2 separate regions of the Homo sapiens genome follow, and region 2 is linked to region 1. The links are chromatin loops, found by intact Hi-C in ENCODE. Cell type or tissue: MCF 10A. All regions are shown on one strand.

Region 1 (4,000 bases):
AGCCATAAAAAGAACAAGATCATGCGTTTGCAGCAACATAGATGGAGCTGGTGGCCATTATCCTAAGTGAACTAACACAAAAACAGAAAACCAAATACTACATGTTCTCACTTATAAGTGGAAGTGAAATGTTGAGTTCACATAGACACAAAGAAGGGAACAACAGATGCCAATGTCTAGTTGAGGGTGCAGGGTAAGGACTGAAAAATTACCTATTGGATACTATGCTTATTACCTGGGTGCTAAAATAATCTGTATATAAAACCCCTGTGACATGCAATATACCTATATAGCAAACCTGCACATGTACCTCTGAACCTAAAAGAAACATTAAAAGTAATTGGAAACAGAAAATTTGAGACTCCTTCTCAAAAAATAAAAAAAAGGAAAATAGCAGAATTAGGTCAAAAAAGAGATGAAGAAACTAGAATGCTCAAATACCATATTGTATTCCACCAAATATAAGATACCATGTATTATAATAGGCCCCAATTTTTAAATATCTAAAAAAACTCCTATCAATTAAATTATGATTTTTAACAATCTAATAGATTAAATAATTCATCTCAATTTCTGATATTTTAAAAATCTGCTTACATATTTAAAAAAGTAAATATATAATTAAAATACTGGCAACAAACAAGACGTGATCTTAAATTTTTTGAGATAAAAAAGAGTGAAAAATAAAATCTATGAAATTCAAAACACAATCATTAAATGGCAGATTAGAAACAGCCAAAGACAGAAACAGTGAAAAGAAAGATGAAAACAAACAAACAAACAAACATAGAATGCACAAAGAATAAACAAGGAAAAGGGATGATGAGGCCTAATATGTTTACTAACAGTTCAAGGAGAAAAGAATAGAAAAAAATGGAGGGGAAGCAATCGAAGAAGATAAACGGCTAAGAATTTTCAGAATTGATGAACTATACCAATTATCAGAATGAATAAAAAGCAACTAGAACAAAAGAAACGTTACATGCAAACATATTGTTGTAAAACTTTAGAATATCAAAGCAAAACTTAAGGTCTAGAAAACGTGACAGATTATAAACAAATCAGAACTAATTTCATTGATTGTAGATTTTTTCAACAGAAACAACAGCAATCCATATGAATATGGCTGAAAGAAAACTAAAATAAATTTTTTAAGATATACATAGATAAAATGTTCAAGATGATGAATGAAGCAAAGGCATTTTTTGACAGAAGAGCAGACTCCTAGTCATTCTCTTCTTCCCTACTGATGGAACCTCAGTTTTATTTGGAGTGACAATGTAGTTGGATTCAAAATTGCACACGTAGCCTTCCTTGAAGCTAGGGTGGCTATGTGATACAATTCTGGCCACTGAGGCAAAAGATGAGACACAGGAAGGGTTTCTGAGAATGCCGGGAATCCCTGATGTCTCTGATTCCCGTTACAGATCCTTCCTGCTCCCTTCCCTTTCCTCTCTTCTGATGCCTACTGGGCACAATACAGCTGGAGTTGCAAAAGACATCTTAGATTTTCAGGCAAAGGCTGAGGAAATAATAGAAACCTTGCCCTGTAGGTACTTACCTCTGCACTTTGCTACATGAGGAAACCAACAAAAAGGCTTTTTTTTTAAAGCCACCATTTCAGTCCATTATAGTAACTTAATTCTATTTGTTACAGACTGCAGAAGAAAACTTGATTATTAACAGAAATACGATTGTGTATAGAAAACCAAGTGAGTGTACAGTCACGTTTTCAGATATAATTAATGTTCATCAATATGTTAACATTAAAATAGACAAAAATGAATTATATGTCTATATATCACCAACAGAAAATGTAATTTTTTAAAGTATAATTTATACTAGGACACAAAATATAGGGTTTATAGAAATAAACCTTATAAAAATGCATAGGATGTTTATAGAGAAAGTTATAAAATTATTGAAAGGAATTTAAAAGTTCTAAGTAAATAGAAAGCTAAACTAAATTTGTGGATGGGAAGACTCAATTTCATGTAGAAATTTCCTTCCCCAATTTTTTGAGTCTTCCCAAATTAATCTAGACATTAAATGTAATTGCAGCAAAAATTATAATAGAATTGTGTGAGAGAGGCACTTGTCAAGTTACTTCTAAAATTTATAAAGAAGAGCAGGCCGGTGTGGTGACTCATGCCTGTAATCCCAGCACTTTGGGAGGCCGAGGTGGGTGAATCACAAAGTCAGGAGTTGGAGACAAGCCTGGCCAACCTGGTGAAACCCTGTCTCTACTAAGAATGCAAACAAAACAAAACAAAACAAAAATTAGCTGGGTGTGGTGGCAGTCGTCTGTAATCCCAGTTACTCAGGAGGCCGAGGCAGGAGAATCACTTGAACCCAGGAGGCGGAGGTTGCAGTGAGCCGAAATTGCACCATTGCACTCCAGCCCAGGCGACAGTGAGACACTCCGTCTCGAACAAACAAATGAGCAAAATGCCAGGAATAGAGTGACAATTTTGAAGAACAAGGTCTGAGGACTCAACTTAGCACATTTCAATATTTATTATAAAGCTATGGTAATGAAGGCAGCGTGGCTCCAGCACAGGAACAGGTATGTAAGCCAATGGAACAAAACAGATCCAAGAAACATACCCATACATATGAACACCTGTGCTACACTGCAAATCACTGGAGAAAGGATTAATAAATGATGTTAGGGCAATTCATTATCTTTAAAAAACTAGATCCTTACATCATATACAAAAATCAACTTCAGGTGAAAGAAAAGACCTAAACACGAAACTTAAATGAGAGTATCTTTATGACCATGGGGAATAGAAAGATAACTTACACGAAAATGACTAAACTGATAAATTTTGACTGCATTTAACTCAATAAACTCTGTTCATATAAAAACACCATAAACAAATTGAAAAGCCAAAGTACGGCCAGGAAAAAGAGGCTTCAGAACTTCTAAGAATTAACATCCCAATGGAAAAATAGGCAAAAGAAAGTAGCAATTCACAGAAGAAGAAACCAGCATGAATAATAACTACAAAAAGATGCTTATCCTTATCAGCAGAGACCACAAAAACATATCATTTACACTCATCAGGCTGACAAAAATGATTAAGTTTGGTAATAGCAAGAATTGTTGACGATATGGAGCAGGGGAACTTAATATGTATTCCTGGGCTGAATACACATGGGTACAATCACTGTGTAGAGCAATATGGTGTATCTCACAAAGGTGAAGATGTGATTATCTATGACACAGCTATTTTACTGCCAACTGTATATATCCTAGAGAAACTCTTGTACAAGACACAAGTCAAAGAATATTCATAGCATATTGCTATGAAATAAAAGACTGTAAACATAGGCAGCTTCAGTAATATTTGAAACGTTTCACTCCTGGGTGATCGGTACCTAGGTATCAGTCACACAATTTTTTTTTTTTAAACGTTAGAATGGCATGTGAAATATTGCGAACTGGTAACAGATAAATCCAACTACTTTTAGAACTTGTGGCATCATGTACTTAGAGTGGGTGGAGATAGGTAGAGATCAAGCCACGGGGCCGCACATGAGGACCTTGACAAGTTTCTTCACAAAAACTTGCTTACTCCCATTAACCCAAGAAGTGAGCTGCCCCTGACTAAGTGTCTGCATATTCTTTCTCTTTCTGCAAGCCCACCTTCACCCTGTCCCTTTGTAGCCATGACTGACAAAATAACCCTGACCTCAGGGCTCTTTCACAGACAACAGCACTGAGGAAGGCAGGGACCCTCTCTGTGAATGAAATCTACCCACTTTTCTTCAAGTCAACATGATGTCACATTTATTTTTATTAACTTTTAATGAGGCAATATTACCTATCAGAAGACCCCATGAATTAGCGCTTTTACAACAGGTAATTGATGAAACACTTTGTATTTCAACTTTATTGCTTTGCATATGCCATGAAGTTTTTTTTTTATTTTTATGAAGTTTAGAAAAAATAATTACTTCAAAAGTCAAAGTGATGTGTAACTATATAAATAAG
Region 2 (4,000 bases), 62 kb before region 1:
TTGGTTGGGAAAGCACTGAGCTCAGCTCTTGTGACTAAGATAGCTTGATTCACTCATGTCTCCAACAAATATTTTCAAATATCTACAGCTATATGTGAAAGCTGACAAATTTAAGAAAAGAATAAAAGTAATGTGGTTTCCACAAGTTGATCACTTTTTGAGTATAAAAATTAGGGAATGGAGTGTAGAGGGTAAAAGCTAGAATATCCATTCCTTCGGTTGAGATTTCTGATGCATTATTATTGAAGTTTATTGAAGACCTAGAGTTTCAAGAATTTCACTTAAATAAGAATATCAATTTAACTATATTATCCTTCTTTCGTGGAGGCTTTCTTAGGTACAACGTTAGGTCCAATTTCTCAGGAGTTCTCTTTGTGAGCAGCGTGTACTCCTCTGTCTCTTGATGTGGGGCCGGCCATATGACTGATTTGGGTATATGACCAAAGAGGATAGATTGCCAGGTCAGAAGCCAGGCCTTTGGGGACTTTGTATGTTTCTGCTTGCTGTCTTAAGTGTTTGCCACTGCCTTGAGAAGAAGTTAGCTCCAAGTCCAAACAGAGACTTAAAGAGCATGGCCAGTCAGACACCCAAACATCTATTTTAAGAGGCAGAGCAATGACGCACCAGGTGCTGTGTACAGAAGTTCAGCTTTAGATGAACCAAATCTTACCTGCACTGCCCTGCAGTCAAGTAAATGACTGTTATGGACCACAGAGCTTTGAGGAAGTATGAAACACAGTATCTTTGTAGCAACAGCTAATGGATACAGTGGCAAAACAGGGATTAGAACTGAGGCTTGGAGGCTCTTATTTGAATGTAGATTTTATCTATCACTTTTTTTTCCTGTTGCACTAGGCATGACACCGTCATATGTAGAACTTAATCTGTTCTATTTTTGTGCCCTTTCCATTGCCTTTTTCAGTAACCTTTTAACTACCTTGCCTTTCCATTTTTTGTTTTGTTTTGTTTTTCTTCTTTGTTTTTTTGAGACAGAGTTTTGGCCTGTTGCCCAGGCTACAGTCCAGTGGCACAGTCTCGGCTCACTGCTGGGCTCAAGTGATCCTCCCACCTCAGCCTCCGGGGTAGCTGGGACTATAGGTGTGCACCACCACACCCAGCTAATTTTTGTAGAGATGGAGTTTTGCCATGTTGTCCAGGCTGGTCTTGAACTCCTGAGCTCAAGTGATCCAACTGTCTTGGCCTCCCAAAGTGCTGGGATTACAGGCGTGAGCCACTGTGCCTGGCCTGTTTTGTTAATATGTATGTATTTCCCTGTGCTTTGGAACCAATTTTTCCACTTTACTGACATTTTGTTTTCTTTCCTTGGAAACTTAAGTCTTTCAAATAATGGCCAGTTTCTCTAACATTTCTTTCCACCTTAAGATCCTTACAGACTTTGAAAAGAAAAAAAAAATACACTCATAATAATCATTCTTATTATCTTATTATCATTTTTACCTTAGTTTAATCTTATCCAAACTAGGTCGTGACAATTTAGGGAATACTTCCGAAGACTTGCTCTGGTATTTTATTTTTTAAAGAGAAGTCCATATATTGGAATGCATGAACAAGAAATGCAAAGTTAGAAACATATCCCATGAAGCACTGTGAACACTCTGACAGCTGCAATTTATCAACATAAATTACTGTGCTTAGCTGCAAAGCTTTTGTCACAGGGAGACAGGGCACTTCCTAAATGGCTTGCTGCCCTCTTTAATAATAATCTTAGTTTTTACAATCCAGACAACCTAGGGCAAGAGACAGCCTGATGCACATAGAAACAGAAAAATTCAGGTTTTTATGTACATCACCGGGAGCACTGACATGCTACTCTATTCATTTTTAGATTAGAGTCTTTTCCCCCTTCTGTCTACATGTGGCAATAGATGACTTAGAAAAGAAAATGTGGGCAGGAGAGCCAGGATAGGAAGCTTAGCAGTAAACAAGTCAGCCTGTCTGCTGTCTCACTTTCCTTTTAATCAAGGAAAAGGCCTAACAGAATTCACTGTCATCGTCTTAGTGGTGGCTTCTAACAGCACTGGATAGGGAGAATCCTTTTATTTCCAGCATCACATGAACAAATTGATTTTTAAATTCATGCATCTAACATGTGTTCCTAAAGCCATTACCATTTAGTAAACAGCATAACTAAATGTCTTTAAACTACTTTAGACATTTTAAGCACTAATTTTTCTCATTTTAAAAAAGTTTCAATCTGTGTGTTAGAGATATTCGAGATATGCTACTACATAAAGTTTTGTACCTATTCATGAAAATCTAATTTTGGGGGGATGTGGTTGAATTCTGTATCTCAATATTGGACTTTTCTAATACGGTGGATGAGCTGAAACCTGTTCCCTGGTCCCCTTAACTCCAAAGCCTCTGCTCACTCTACTGTACATGCTGCCTTTACAGAAAGCCCCTGTCCGTAAGCTCCATTTTAAGAAAAGGAGTTTTAAGACTGCTATCCATAATGCCAAATTTCTAAGCTGCTTTCTTCTAGTATTGGAAAAACAGAAACGTCTAGTTTAGCCATTATAATCAGGAATCAATAACATGCATATCTGCTAATTTCCCTGCCTTTATGGTCTGTGCTCCTATCCAAAAAGGGTTGTAAAGGCAAGAACAAAGTTACCTATAGTCTCTCTCTCTTTTTGAGTACTTTCAAATTCATCATTTGTCAACAGATGTACTGCAGTCCCTAGCTTCAGTACAACAGGACACCAGTAAAGTCACCTGTGGTACACAGAATAAGAGCTGCCCAAAGATGTCTACCTTCTAATCCCTGGAACCCGTGAATATATATGTTACATGGCACATGGGGAATTAAGGTTGCAGATGAAATTAAGTTTCCTAATCAGCTGACCTTAAAATAGGGAGAGTATCCTGGACTATCCAGGTGGGCCCAATGTAATCAGAAGGGTCCTTAAAAGTCAAAGAGGGAGGCAGAAGAGGAAGTGAGAGTGATGTAATATGACAAATACTTGGCCCAACATTGCTGGCTTCCAAGATAGAGGAGAAGAACCAAAAGCCAAGAAATGTGGGTGGCCTAGAGGCTGGAAAACGCTGGGAAACAGATTGTCCCCTAGAGCCTCCAGAAAGGATCAAAGGTCTGCTGACATCTTGTTTTAGCCCAGCAAGACCCATTTCAGACTTCTGAACTACAGAACTGTAGGAGGAGAAATTTGTGTTGTTTTAAGCCACTAAGTTTGTGGTAATTTGTTGTAGCAGCCACAGGAAACGAATACATCATTTATTTTTAAGACAGGTTACCAGGAAGGCTATCTACATTACAGATAACTGGGAGACAATTTGACAAATATTTGACAAATTATCAGAAATGTTTTTGTTGTTTAATGGCAAAAGTAAAAGAATAATATGCTTTTGTTTTCTTTTAATTTATTTTTCCTTGCTGAATTGTGTCCTTTAATTTATAACTACAATTGCTTTGGCTGTTATTTGGCACTCCAAATGGATCAGAAGTAAATTGAGACTGATAAATAATTTTTGTAATTAAATACAATATTATAGCAAAGAAGAATTTAAAATATAAACAGCATCTTACTTCAATAAAAATGTGTTATAAAAGAATAGAAAATCACAAGTAACTAAATAAAAAAATAAATAAATTTGACTTTATCACAAGTAAAAACTTCTGTGCATCAAAGGACAATATCAAATATGTGAAAAGACAGTCCACATTAAAAAATTTTGAAATCATATGTCTGATAAAGGTCTAGTATCTAGAACATACAAAGAACTCTTGGAAGCCAACAATACAAAAGGCAAATAACCTACTTTTAAAAAGGGCAAAGAATATGGGTAGGTATTTTTCCAAAAAACCTCAAAACAATTGACCAATAAGCACGTGAAAAGACGCTCAACATCATTAATCATTAGGGAAGTGCAAATCAAAACCACTATGAGATACTAATTCACACTCATTATGATGGCTATTTAAAAAAAAGGAAAATGGTGAGGATGTAGAGAAAATGGAACT

What was found. Hi-C counts contacts between places; a loop is a spot of excess contacts. Peaks named below come from ENCODE experiments on the same cell type or tissue, not always from the same donor. Only the 100,000 strongest peaks of a DNase experiment are listed, where the experiment ranks them.
Region 2: it touches region 1 in a loop (4-fold over the local background); 1 of 110 quality-filtered maps calls a loop at or near these places.

Annotation. Positions count from the first base shown.
Region 1 is chr7:144,542,392-144,546,391 of GRCh38, forward strand. The region is part of intron 8 of TPK1 (thiamin pyrophosphokinase 1); the gene reads right to left. Among named protein-coding and RNA genes, the nearest start is that of NOBOX, 140 kb to the left of the region's middle. In MCF 10A, no CTCF peak of the experiment used is centred here; a DNase peak (open chromatin) is centred at 2,190.
Region 2 is chr7:144,480,358-144,484,357 of GRCh38, forward strand. All of the region lies in intron 8 of TPK1 (thiamin pyrophosphokinase 1), which reads right to left. Among named protein-coding and RNA genes, the nearest start is that of NOBOX, 79 kb to the left of the region's middle. In MCF 10A, no CTCF peak of the experiment used is centred here; no DNase peak of the experiment used is centred here.